Linked DNA regions of Homo sapiens: region 1 is linked to region 2. Evidence: chromatin contacts called from ENCODE Hi-C or POLR2A ChIA-PET data. All regions are on one chromosome and are shown on one strand. Each heading gives the region's core, a stretch centred on a gene start or an enhancer-like site at or near the end of the contact. The rest is flanking DNA. Distances are from core to core; before and after follow the strand shown.

Region 1 (6,570 bases), core at 3,504-6,003, 91 kb before region 2:
GCCTACCACCATGCCCGGCTTTTTTTGTATTTTTAGTAGAGATGGGGTTTCACCATGTTGGCCAGGGTGGTCTCGATCTCTCAACCTCATGATCCGCCCACCTCGGCCTCCCAAAGTGCTGGGATTACAGGCGTGAGCCACCGCGCCCGGCCCCAAAACTTTTAAAAATTAAGTCTGTGGGAAAATTAAACACCAACTATATTTTATTATACTGACAATTTATTAACTTTTTAGGTGCAATAATGGTAATAAAAATCCTTATCTTTTAGAGATACATGCTAAAACATTTACAGATTAAATTGGTATGATATCTGGTTTTGCTTCAAAATAATCTTGGTTAGGGGGAAAGTAGTTGAGGGAATAAATAAACCAAGATTGGCCATGAATTGATAATTATTGAAGCTGGGTCCCTGGGAATTCATTACACTATTTTCTCTATTTTTGTATATGCTTGATACTTTATATAATATAAAGCAAAAAATAATGGCAAATGATTAAACGACATTAAATGCATAAGAACTACAGGTTGTTTGAGATCATTTAAAAAGAGAGTGAAACAAAAAAATCATTGAACACCATTAGAAGTTGTTAGGACATAACTACTTTGAAAACGGTAAGGGAAGAGATTTAAGCATTTATCTTGCCATTCTGGTATGAATTTTATTTCGGAGTAATCAAATGGTCCTAGAGGATGTGAAAAAGGTTTTCTGTACAGAATTAGAGCTAATAAATGAGGAAAAATTAATAGCCTTAGAAAATCACCATTCTGTAATCCCTAGTGAAACAAGCAATTCATAAAATGATAATCAACGGATAGTAAAACAACTTGGTGAAAAATTGACCGGAAACTTTATGATGCTGGGATGAGGCTATCACCATCTGAAAATAAAAGAAGCCTGGGAGCTGGAGTGGACAGTGGAGGAGAGCTGTCCAACCAGAAACACCCGTGCCATGTAGAATAAGTTAAAAATAAATCTGTGGTGTTAAATCACTGAAATATGGGAGCAATTCATTACAGAAGTTGGCTTACCATAAAAGTATACCATTTATATATATTAAAACACATAGGCACATAATTACATATATTTTCAAAGATACATACATATCCAAACATATACTGACACAGGGAGAGGAATGAGAATAGGGATGAGGGATCAAAAGAAGAGGCCAGGCACAGTGGCTCACACCTGTAATCCCAGCACTATGGGAGGCTGATGCAGGAAGACTTCTCAAGGCCAGGAGTTCAAGACCAGGCTGAGCAACACAGTAAGACCCAATCTCTAAAAAAAATTTTTTTTTAATTAGCTGGACATGCTCGTGTGCACTTGTAGTCCTACTCAGAAGGCTGAGGTGGGAGCATTGCTTGAGCCCAGGAGGTCAAAGTTACAGTGAGCCAAGATCACATCACTGTCCTCCAGCCTGGGTGACAGTGAGACCCAGTCTCTTAAAAAAATAATAATTTTTTTTTTTGACACGGAGTCTCGCTCTGTCGCCCAGGCTGGAGTGCAGTGGCATGATCTCGGTTCACTGCAACCTCTGCCTCCTGGGTTCAAGCAATTCTCTTGCCTCAGCCTCCTGAGCAGCTGGGACTACAGGCATGCGCCACCATGCCCAGATAATTTTTGTATTTTTAGTAGAGATGGGGTTTCACCATGTTGGCCAGGCTGGTCTCGAACTCCCGACCTCAGGTGATCCACCTTCCTCGGCCTCCCAAAGTGCTGGGATTACAGGCATGAGCCACCGTGCCCAGTCTAAAATTTTTTTAAAAAAGAAGAAAATAAAATAAGAAAGGGGCCTGGTGATGGAATTCACTATGCTATGAGAAGCATGGTTTAACTATTAAATAATTAAAAATAACAATTTAAAAAGAAGACAACTAATCAATCTGCCCTTTCCAGAGAGAACCCAGGTTAGTTCACTGGGAATATAATTATCTTCAGCCTTGGGGAATAGGAGCACAGAATGGTTCTGGAGAGGAGACAGTGTTGAGGAATCCTCCACTGTGGTTACCAGGAAGGTCTCAGGTCTAAAACGATTCCTAAACTGAGGCTTTCTCCTAAGCCTGATCTTCATCTTTGGCTCTCCCTGGTGGTGATGGTACAGGAGGCATTTGACATTCTCTAGACATGGGGTCTGGACCTGCCACCTCCGCCTTGGTACCACCTCTCATTCCAGGCTAGGGGAGGCTGGACAAAGCACAGAGGTTCATTCTGGGCCTGGGTGCATCCTCCTGCCCACTTTCCACCCTGCCTGTGTCAGGCTAAAAGCCCCTCTCCCAAAGATGTCCAATTCCTAATCCCCAGGACCTGAGGATAAATATAAATTTTCTTTTAAGAGAAGAGTCTTACTATATTGCCCAGGCTGGCCTGAACTCCTGGGCTCAAGTGATCCTCCAGCCTCAGCCCCCTGAGTAGCTGGGACTACAGACACTCACCAGCTGCTTAACCTGTGAACATTTTATCTTAAATGGTAAAAGGGACTTTGAAGGCAGGATTTAATTAAGGATCTTGCCAATGGGAAGATGATACTGAATTATCCCAGTAGACCCAATGTAATCCTTACAAGTGAGAGGCAGTAGAATTAGAGAGATGTAGGGATGGAAACAGAGGTTAGAGAGGAGAGAAGATGCTCTGCTGCTGGCTTTGAAGATGGTGAAAAGAGCCACGAATCAAGCACTGCAAGCAGCATCTAGAAGCTGGAAAAAGCAAGGAAACATTCTTCCCTGGAGCCCACGGAAGGAGTGTAGACCTGTCAACACTTTGACTTTAGCCTGGTGAAGCTGATTTTGGACTTCTGAACTGTAACATAATAATTTTGTTTTTTGAGCCACTTTGTGGTAATTCATTACAGTGACAATAGGAAACTAATGTCCTGCCCCAGCTTCTGGGCAGCACTAATCTGTTCTCCTAGGAGAGTAGGGTCTAAGTGAGTGTATGGCATGGGTAGGGAATCAGAGGAGGCTTCCTGGAAGCCCCTGCAGTCAGGTTGATCTGGGTTATTACAGCTCATTTGTTACTTAACTGACCTTGAGCAAATTTATAAGTAAGACTATTGTTAACAATGCACTGTTTATAGGATTGCTAAAAAGTAAATTTAAAAATATTTTCAATTATCTAATTTGTAAATTAGCAACTTTTTTTTTCAGTCACATCTCCTTGTGGGCTTACACATATTCATTCTTCCATTCACTGAACAGGTGTCACGGAACACCCAGTGTGTGCCTGGCACCATACACACAATGAGCTTGTGTCTGCTACAACTCTCAAGCATTTCTCACTGAAGCTGTCACTGAGCTTCCAGTTAGCTCAGTGCTCAACCTCAATGCCTCCATCCTAAATGCAGGCCTCAGCCGGGCATGGTGGCTCAAGCCTGTAATCCTAGCACTTTGAGAGACCGAGGCGAGTGAATCACTTGAGGTTAGGAGTTTGAGACCAGCCTGGCCAACATGGTGAAACCCCATCTCTACTAGAAATACAGAAATTAGCTGGGTGGTAGTGGCGTGTGCCTGTAGTCCCAGCCACTCAGGAGGCTGAGGCAGGAGAATCGCTCGAGCCTGGTAGGCGGAGGTTGCGGTGAGCCGAGATCATGCCACTGCGCTCCAGTCTGGGCGACAGAGTGAGACCCTGTCTCAAAATAAATAAATAAATAAATAAAATAAATAAATGCAGGTCTTTACAATGCCCACTCCCATGGTCTCTTGTCTCAGCCAGCACCGCCCCCGCTTATCCCCCCAGGCACTGTTTCTGCAGCTTTCATGAGCAGCCTCTTCTTTGTCTTTACTCTGACCCCGGACAAAAGCCCCCAGTGCACTTGAGGGCAGTATGCGCCCTCTGATATTTTCCACACCCCGTTTTCATCCCATCCTCTCCTCTCTCTGCATTTCTGCCCTTTTTCTTACCTTCTCCTTCTTTGAGCTCCCAAACAGCTGTACCCTATAAGCCAGAAAAGTCTAGTTAGAGAGAAGCTGAGCCTCAACCAGCCAAGTTAGAGGCAGGTAGAAGGGACCAAAGATATGTGTTTACTGGAGTTTCCGGGCTTCTCTGGTGGTGAACTGAAATCTAAGGTATTCAGCCAGGATGCCTAGACCTAAGCGGAATACCCAGGCAGCCTCACTCACCCCAGCTTTCCAGCCCCACAACACTCTCAGGTGCTATCCAATTGACCCGTAATTCCCTGACCTGTGGAGCCACACCTACTTCTGCAAGACCCATCTAAGTTTCCTAATTTCACAGCTCCCCACCCCCACCTCTGCTTCTAACCTCCAGGTCTGAAATGCTGAGCTCTGTTCCTATGATGTCTGGAGCTACTAGCCCTCCTTCCCAGAAAAATGGTGGGTCCAGGATTGATTTTTCCTCCTATCTGTGATCCAGACTAGTGCATCCTTCACCCCTTCATCCAGTCCAGGCCCAGGGTTTTCTTTCCTGCAGCTCTTCCTCTAAAGACTAAGCTGCCTCTTTAGGAAGAGGTGAGAACGCAAACATTGTAACAGGGGCAAAATTGCTTTCAGTCCCTTTGGGCTTCAGTGGTGTTGACTGGCCAGGTGATGGAGCTGTGGGCATGTGGGCTTGTGATCTGGGTTTTCTGACCTGGACGTCGCCACAACTTTACAATGGGTGATGCTGGGCAAGTCTATGCCCTCTTTAGGTCTGACTCACTAGCCTTTCTGCGCACTGACGGGGGCTGGTCTTTAGAAGGCCATGTTTTATTTGAGCTTGGAGGTTCCACACAGCAACTCCAGCAGTGGTGCATAATGGCCACAAGAGGGCGGGCAACCTCTTCAGCTCATAAGTGTGTAGACTGAACAAGTGAACCTCAAATAAGAATACTATACAGTGTCTTCCAAGAAGGGTATAATTCCATGAACAATGTTGCTGAAGAGAAAAAAAAAAGAAATAAAGGCTGGGCATGGTGGCTCAGGCCTGTAATCTCAGCACTTTGGGACGCTGAGGTGGGAGGATTGTTTGAGCCCAGGAGTTTGAGACCAGCCTAGGCAACATGACAAAACCCTGTCTCTAGAAAAAATACAAAAAGTAACCCGGGCATGGTGATGCGTGCCTGTAGTCGCAGCTACTTAGGAGGCTGAGGAGGATCACTTCAGCCCAGTAGGCAGAGGCTGCAGTGACCCGAGATCGCACCACTGCGCTCCCGCCTGGGCGACAGAGTGAGACCCTGTCTTAAAAATAAAACAACAGGCCAGGCAGGTGGCTCACACCTGTAATCCCAGCACTTTGGAAGGCTGAGATGGGCGGATCACTTGAGGTCAGGAGTTCAAGACCAACCTGGTCAACATGGCAAAACCTCGTCTCTACTAAAAATACAAAAATTAGCCAGGCATGGTGGTGCACGTCTGTAATACCAGCCATTTAGGAGGCTGAGACAGGAGAATCGCTTGAACCCGGAAGGCAGAGGTTGCAGTGAGCCGAGATCGCGTCACTGCACTCCAGCGTGGATGACAGAGCGAGACTCCATCTCAAAAACAAAACAAAACACAAAACAAAACAAACAAACAAAAAAAAACAGGAAGGGTAATTAACCGAGGGCACACTACAAAATGACTACAGAGTAGGGACTGGAATAGGAGATTCAAATTCCCAGTCTGAGGGGAAGTCAGGAGTCCCAAGACCATAGGAGTGGTATGGAGAGGTCTTGTGAGCAGTGGAAGAAGCTGAGAATATACTTTGGACATTTCAATCATTTGAGGGGGTGGGAGGGGAAGAGAGGGTGTTTAGGGACAAGCCATGGACTGAATATTGCTCCAGAAGGACCGGGGTGGGAGTTTCAAAATGAGACTTGAGGAATTTAGGGAAGCAGAGATGATCAATTTGGCTTCCTTCCCTTCCCCAACACAGAATACAAAATAGAGAAATGGCACGAGTTATTCCAGGATTTGAGGAGGACGCCTCTTTTGCAGGAGGATGCAGTGAACAGCCAAAGTCATCTGACATCCTTTTCCATCTTTTTCCTTCTAGTATCCCAGTTTCAAGGCCCAGGAAAGGCAGGGACTAACATATGGAGCAGTTACCCCAGAGTTCAAAGGGTTAATCTCTAAGAATTCATTCTCTGACACCAGCCACAGCTCTTGTCCCCATCTCTGGGACCGTCCCCTCTGAGCCCCAGGTTGGCAGCTTCCCTGAATTCCTTCTATGATATAATTTGTAATTCGGCAGGGCTCTGGGACCCAGGCTCAGAGACCCAGGCTCTGCTCTCTCCTCAGTTTCCGGGAGTCAGGGCTTGCTCTAAGGGAGGAAGTAAACAGGCCTTTCCCTTGCTCCCTCTCCTTTTCCAGGATGGGGCCCCGGGACCAAAGAGCTTCTGTCTTTCCCTGCCACGCCCCCACGCTGCAGCCTAGACAAGGAGATTCCTTGTGTCCCGACCTCAGGCAGGCATCCTTGTGACCAAATGGTGGAAGGCTGGGGACAGGGTGGGGGAAGGGCAGTCACAAAGTCAGAAAGGATGACACCTCCCCTATCCAAGATTCTGGTACACCCCCAGAGCTCTGAGACCTTGAGGTTCTCTCTCCCTGGCTCCCATCAACAAAGGGCAGAGGAGGCCAGGACTCATTTGCATATA
Region 2 (7,063 bases), core at 1,619-4,118:
AGAAAAGTACTATTAATCCTAAATACTTAAGTGGCATATTTTTTCATTCTAAGTGTTTCACTATAAACTAAGCAGCTTGCATAAATCTATTTCATAGATATATAAATGAAAGCAGATTTCATGATTTACCTAAGACTACTTTAAATTAAAAAAAGAAAGGGAGAGGGCAAAGGAAAACAAGCAGCTCCCAAAGTAGCAGGTTGTGACCCAGGAGCTTGAGTGCTTAGAGCTGAATTTAATCCACACCCAGGTCAAATATAATTCTCCAACTTGGAAGTGGTCCAGGACACCCGAGCTAACATTTTTTACCTTTGCCAAAGAGCCTGGGGCAGTTTGGTGACAAGCAATCACAACCTCACTTCTATTTCTCAACTGAAAGAAAGACCAGAATCATCTCACAGGTGCTTTCCCCCATGGCAGGGCACTGGTTTAAGCTCAAGGACTAAGAAAGTTTGCTTCCCCTTGATTCATCATTGCCTCTTGCATCACTTATTCTCTGGAGATATATTCAAAGGTCTATTTAAGTTGGAGAGTTGGGTCATACAATTTTAGGTGGAAAGACTGAATCACAGCTTTACTCCATGTGTCAGCCTTGACCACTTGATTATATACTGTGCTTGGACGTCACTTCATCTCTCAAAGCCTTAGCTGTGGGAAAAGCCTGGGTGATTGCTCTGTGTATTAGAAACTGAAACCCCACCACTAAATGCTGAAAAGTGGTCCAGGCAAAAGGTGCTGTGGAAATCTGAAAGCCATTATCTTTTCCACACTTCCTCTCTCTTCACCCTCATTTTGTTTGGGAATGCACATGAACACCCGTGAACAAAAATAAACCAACCCACCCTTGACTGATTGTTCTGTCTTTTGAGTTATCAAACTTGAGTGCTTCTGGCTCCCAGATATGCTGAAGTAGAGACTGCTGGGAAGGCAGCCACAAATTAGAGTTGATCTTCCAGTATCTTCTACCTGTAAGGAATGGTTCAGGAAATTATAATTAATGAGTCCTGCCCCAAAGTTGAAATCATATTTGGATTTCAGAAATAATAAGAAAGCATATAAGAATCCTGGTGTCTTTTCTTAGCTCAACCATGTCCATCCATACTTTCTGGCCCTTTTAAACCAGTTACTCTATACCCAGTCCATATACATTTTGACTGTCTGCCCTCAGGAACTGTCTCAACTCAGGGCATCTTTAAGGAAGGCAGAACCACCTTAGGAGGTAGAGGGTGAAACGTGGCAACTCTTCCATAGGCGAATCAATATAGCAGACATGCTCAAGGTAGGAGGTTTTGCTAGGGCTTAAATCAGGCTGTCAACTCAAACACAATGGGCTTTGTTACTCCTGTGTAAAGAGGAAATGGAGCAGTTTTTGGCCTCCTCAGACTGTATTGTAGGGTATACAGGATGGCAATTCCAGGCACAATCTTCAGGAGACACAAATCTGCTTTTAGCTATTCAGTGTTCCCCAGCAAGTTAATTAGCTGTTTCTGAAATGCATGGAAATATTCAGCATTTTCATAGTGAAGCCAATCTCCCAGATTTAAGCTTTGGGGGTGGGAATGAGTATGTGAGGAAGAGGGTCTGTCAGGGAAACAGAATAGAGCCCTTTTGGTGAGAGATTCCAACACCTGTGACTTATCTTAGAAATTACACATGCACTGTAATTCCAAGACTTTTTTTTTTTTTAATTGGTTTGAGCACTCGAGCAGGAGGGCTTGCTGAGACCTCTCACTATTTTAGGCGTGGGGAGTTACCTCTGGGTTCAAAAGTCTTTGGGTGGGAAGCACAGAGGAACTGCGAAATGCCTCCCTCAGAAATGTCCAATTGCTCAAGGGGAGAAGCAGGGAGTGGGGTCAGGTAGCAGCCAGGAAGGTTGCAGGGGCCACGGGCACATCCTCTCCCTGAGTGGTAAGGTGGCAAGTGGGTTTGGGGACCATTGCTTTGACAACTTGTCAAGGGTGCGGAGAGGGCTGTCCCAGCAAGGTGAAGAGGTCTGTAGGAAAGGAGTCTCCCCAGAGACCTCCTAAGGACCAGAAGAGCGCGCACCCCGCCAAGTGACAGAACGTGCCCCCTCTGTGTCCGCTCCCTTCCCCCGCGGCCAATCACCGGGCAGAGGCGTCTCACGCCAGCAGGTCCTCCCTGGCTCCTCTCCTTACTCGTCCGGGCGGACCAAGCCTCAGCAGGAGCCCCGCCTGTCTCCAGGCAGTTTGAGCCCCCGAGCGCTCGCCCAGCCTGTCAGTAACCGCCGTTTGCGTTTTCTTCCTTTCTTTCTTTCTTTTTTTTCCTCCTCTTTTCTTTTCCCCTTCTGCCTTTGTCCCGCTTAGTAACTGGGCTCTGACCAATCGCCGCCTTACCGGCCGGCGCCGGCTGTCTCCTGATTGGCCCGCTTGGGGCGCGCAGCCGTCTCCCGCTCCTTCGCAGGAGCAAGGCAGACAAAAGACGCAGGCTCCAGGCTCCGGCAACCGGCCTCAGCCAATCACCACCCACCTTGCCTCTCTTCCCTCGCCCCACTCCCTCCTCGCCTGGCTCGCGTGCTCCCGGCACTGACTCCTGGAGTGCGGCCAGCGCCCGGATCGTACCATTCTGATTGAGGCTGGGGGAGAGCGCGGATGGCTGATTGGGGAGCCGAAGCCTAGAGAGCGGTGGGGAGACGTGAAAGTCGAGATGGAGAGCAGCTTTTTGAACATGTTCTCAGGCACTTGACAGAATCCCGGTACATCGAGGCGGGACGGCGTGGAAGGGGCGGTGGTGATGCCTGCTGTCCCCCCTCCCGGCGCGGTTGGGTGGCGCCTCAGCGGGTGGGCAGCATGGGGCGGGGAGGGTGTCCCCTCCGCGCCGTTAAAATGAAACTCTAGTGGCTGGAGTCCGGGCAGAGCTTGAGGGCAGTTGGTGCGGTCGGGTTGGTTCTTACACCCCGGCGGGAGCGCCCAGACAAGCCGAGCTGACTGGACTTCTCCGGCCGGCCCCATTCCCGAGGCTGCGGCAGCTTCGGTTCCGAGACCGACCGGAGAGGAGCCCGAGTCCCGGCCTCTGGGGGATTCGCTCTCTGCAGACCAGTGGGACCCCGAAACTTGAACGCAATCTCCAGCCCCCTTTTTTGCCTTCCTTTGTCACTTGCCCGGGTTTCTCCCAACGTGTTCTTTTTTTTCCTCTTCATTCTCCCTCCTTCGAAGGACACAAAAGTGGCTTCCGCGGAAAGATTTGGAGGCGGTGGGAGCTTTTCTCCCCGGAGAGCGACTGTGTAGAAAGGATTTTTGGGAAGCCGCTTTTTAACACCTCTGCTCTCCGTCCCCCAAGCCTCTGTGTAATCCTCTGAGGAGAAAAGCCCATAGCTTGAAAGTTCGGGGGCATTTTGTTGTGTTCTGTAGGAGAGAGGGGGAGGACCCTGTTCGGGTAGTTTGGCCGGACTGGTACTGGCCGTTGGAAAACCCGAAGTACATTTCCGTGTGGAACTTTTGCAGATATATATTTTTAGATTTTTAAATACCAGATAAAAAATATATGCCTTCTATATATCTCCTGGCGACCTGCCCCTGACAGCGCGATGTACAATACGGTGTGGAGTATGGACCGCGATGACGCAGACTGGAGGGAGGTGATGATGCCCTATTCGACAGAACTGATATTTTATATTGAAATGGATCCTCCAGGTACTTGGGAGAAAAAAAAAAAGAATCTCGTGATGGGTCTGATTTGTATTTACCAAGAGCTTGCTGATGTTTTCAGGGCAGAAGTATTCCTGGGTGCGCTAGGTTCGGGATGAGGAGATTTGCAGTTACAGCTGCGGTAAAACTGCTTCTGGTTTACACGTTTAAAGTTTGCAGTTAGGACCCTGATCCTATTGTCCTGCGAAGGTGGGGGTGGGGGCTGGAAGTGGGGGTGGGAGGAGAGACCCCTTTTTAAAATTATCATTATTTTTTACTTTGCCTTTGCGTGTCGTTCAGGTTTTTCTTGTGCCCGCCACTTTATTTTATTTTTTTCTTTTTCAATTAAAGACTCTTCTACCTGCAAAGGATGTTTTATATCCCGGGGTTAAAACCAGTCTTTCACTTTGGGCGAATTCTTGAAAGCTTGTCCTTTCATACATTTGTCTAATTTGGTTCGTTGTGTTTTACCCCGGTTAACTTCTGAAACTGAGTTATGTGATTATTCATTGTAAGACTCCCTTTTTCTCTTGCAGAAACAAATGCCGGTTAGTGATTTTTTTTAGGGATTGGGCGTTCGTATTCAGCCATGGTCTTAGTCTGAGGTTTTCCTTCTCAGAAGATAGTCGCTCAGAGAAATCTACGTGCAATATTTTATTACTCTTTAATTTAATGATGATTTAACTTAATTTATGGGATAGGGTTTAATGTAACTTCAATTCCTAGAATAAAGAAAAAGCAAAAACAAAAACGAGGGAACCTTTCTGTTTCCTGTGAACGTGTGATATATACATATGTGTTCCTATACACGTAATGTAAAGTATACATATATAGCACTATATTTTTATTTTAAAGCTCTGTCTGACGCTATTACAGACATTTTGTGTATCTGGTAGGAAAGGAAAAGGAAAGCAAAATGGAAAAGTTGGCTTTTTTTTCCTTTAAAGTCTACCCCATTTTATGATTATTAGCTGTCAGATTTTCTCAAACCCTGTTTGCAGTTACAGATGGTGTTTTATGTAATGATTCTGAATAAGTAGAGAGCCTTTGTGACTCCTTGTTTCTGTCGAGGATGAATTCTTTATGTATTTTAAAACGTGTTATGGCTAAGTCTACAGAATAAAATGTGTGTCATTGGGGAACCTCGTTTATTATAAGACTGTATTTTTGGAAACGTTTGAAAGGATTTGAGCCATGCAAGTGTGAAGAAGTGTAACTGTCTTATAGAAGGTATGTAGAAATTGTTTCCTGTGTCCTTGCAAACGGTGAATTATCCTGTTTTTTTTTTCAATTAGTCAGTGTTAAATGGTGCTGTACTAAAAACTAGTATTGAATAAACCTTTTTCACTCTTGATGATCACTTAGAATTTTTTTCTTTTCCTTTATTTCAGAGCTTTATTTGCTTTTATAATTGTGACTGCAATCCAGATGCAGCTTTTCAGTGTTTTGTAAAGTTTGTAAGATTTGCCACCCATCTATTGTGTCTTTCCCCCTTTGTTTCCCCCTAACGGTAAAGCATGTTAGATACATTTGTCATACATATGAATAGAAATTTAGTACATCACTGGTACTTTTATTGTAAAAAGTAAGGTTAATAATTCTAGATTCCTGTTATAAGAATTATATATTCAAACTGCCTTAGAATTATACTGCATTATATAGTACCTTGCCTTGCAGACATACAAAGGGAATTTGTTGGGTGGGAGGTGAGTAGGGAGGAGGGGAGAAAATGAAGAATGCACTTATGGTTGAAATATATTAGCCTAGTAGAAAAATACTGGTCAAGTTGAGTTGAGTTGTCCAAAAATAATTTTAAGAAAAGTTGACTGTTATAACTATATGGAGACGTGGGTCTTATAAGGTTGTATAGAAAATTCTGATCCAAACTTTATTTTCCATGGAAATAAACATTTGAGTTTAAAATGTTCATCCTTGAATGAAATTGTGCATACTGAGATTCTATTGAGAATACTGAAAAATACATATGCTGTTCTTTATTACCCCTTTTGTAGCTTTAATGTAGAATATGGTTAGTTATTCCTAACAGCTTTTTGAAAACGAAGCACACTTGAGTATGCTGAAACATTGCCTATGAAGTGAATGGTTTTTCATGGAAATAGTGTGAATGTCAACCTTGTTTTATGTGATAAATTAAGTTTTCAAAACATTTAAAACTGTATCATTAGTGAAGTGGTTGCAGCATGTTTTGTAGGTTTTTCCTAGCTCCCACCCCACATCAAGCTCTTATTATTTCCTTCCTGGACTGCTGTGATAGCGTACTAACTGCTCTCCCATTTCTATCCTGTTCAAGCCACGGTAATGTTAAGAGTATCATCTGATGATTTATCTTACAATGATAAATCTTCCAATGGGTTTAAAAACCTCTGAATGGCTTCCCTTTGCCTACAAAATAAATAAATAAATAAATAAATAAATAAATAAATAAATAAAATCCCCCAATTGCTTACCCTCTCATATAAGTCCCTCTAATTTTTGCTTCCAACTTAATTTTCTAGTTAATTCTCCTCCTGGAGTGCATCATAAATTCTATAGAAGCAATTTTGTATTTGCTGTTACTTGAATGTATGCTTTTTTTCCTCTTCCTGGGATGCCTTTCACTCACAATAGTTACATGTTGAAATCTTATATGTATGTGTTTTTAGGACCCAGGTCAGATACCTTTGGTGTCAGAATATGTTCTCTAAACCCTTCTGTTAAAAGTCATCCCTCCTTCCTCTTGCCTCCCTCTTCTAGCACTTCTTCTTCTTTTTTTTTTTTTCCTGAGGCAGAGTCTCACTCTGTTGCCCAGGCTGGAGTGCAGTGGCGCCATCTTGGCTCACTGCAATCTCCGCCTCCTGAGTTCAAGTGATTCTCCTGCCTCAGCCTCCCAAGTAGCTGGGATTATAGGCATGTACCACCACACCAGCTAATTTTTGTATTGTTAGTAGAGACAGGGTTTCACCAGGCTGATATCGAACTCCTGACCTCAGGTGATCTGCCTGCCTCGGCCTCCCAAAGTGCTGGGATTACAGGCGTGAGACCCCGCGCCTGGCCTACTCTTGTAGCACTTCTCAGATGAAATTTTTTCCATTCTGTCTAGAGAAGCTACTGTACTATTTATGTATGCTTCTCCCTATGAAATTGGCTTCCCACCTGGTCATGAGCTGCTTAGCTTGCCCAGGGTCTTGCAAGTAGTAGACAATTTAGTCAGTATATGTTTAATTAGTAAATAAGGAACATTGTTTCCTTCTAGTCTTTAGGTGCCTTTCTACTTAAGGTCCTTGCTCAACTCATTGCTTGGCTATTGTAGTAGCCTAGGGCTAAATAACTTTTGAATTAGACATTTGTTGACTTAGGGCCCTTAACTGTAATGGTGCCAATATTTTTATATGTTTTTTCATCTTTATTTTATTTTCAAG

The links. A loop is a pair of places that touch in the nucleus more often than their neighbours do. ChIA-PET counts read pairs that join two places held with the same protein, here RNA polymerase II (POLR2A). Pooled maps may share reads with other maps.
Region 1: a map of dorsolateral prefrontal cortex shows a loop between it and region 2 (4-fold over the local background). The contact joins the enhancer-like site here to the promoter of PIK3R3 in region 2. A Hi-C loop is called at or near these places in 5 of 168 maps with a recorded cell type or tissue (MCF 10A, PC-3, PC-9 and 2 more), 6 of 37 single-sample maps with no recorded cell type and 15 of 50 pooled maps. POLR2A ChIA-PET finds 5 or more read pairs at or near these places in 17 of 52 experiments (AG04450, GM12878, H1 and 12 more).

What each region holds. Positions count from the first base shown.
Region 1 is chr1:46,221,839-46,228,408 of GRCh38, reverse strand. No RefSeq gene overlaps it. Among named protein-coding and RNA genes, the nearest start is that of LURAP1, 22 kb to the right of the region's middle. Within about 2 kb of position 4,753, at least 2 of the 41 ENCODE cell types and tissues checked have a DNase peak (open chromatin) inside an H3K27ac peak, as active enhancers do; they include OCI-LY7 and dorsolateral prefrontal cortex, where a contact is called at or near this core.
Region 2 is chr1:46,128,434-46,135,496 of GRCh38, reverse strand. PIK3R3 (phosphoinositide-3-kinase regulatory subunit 3) reads left to right here and starts at 2,868. Exons shown (of 10, transcript NM_003629.4): 1 at 2,868-3,650. The coding sequence starts at 3,545. All of the region lies in intron 1 of P3R3URF-PIK3R3 (P3R3URF-PIK3R3 readthrough), which reads left to right. LOC101929626 (a long non-coding RNA gene) reads right to left here and starts at 2,126. Exons shown (of 3, transcript NR_125987.1): 1 at 2,107-2,126; 2 at 843-966. RefSeq lists enhancers at 2,086-2,315, 3,556-3,605.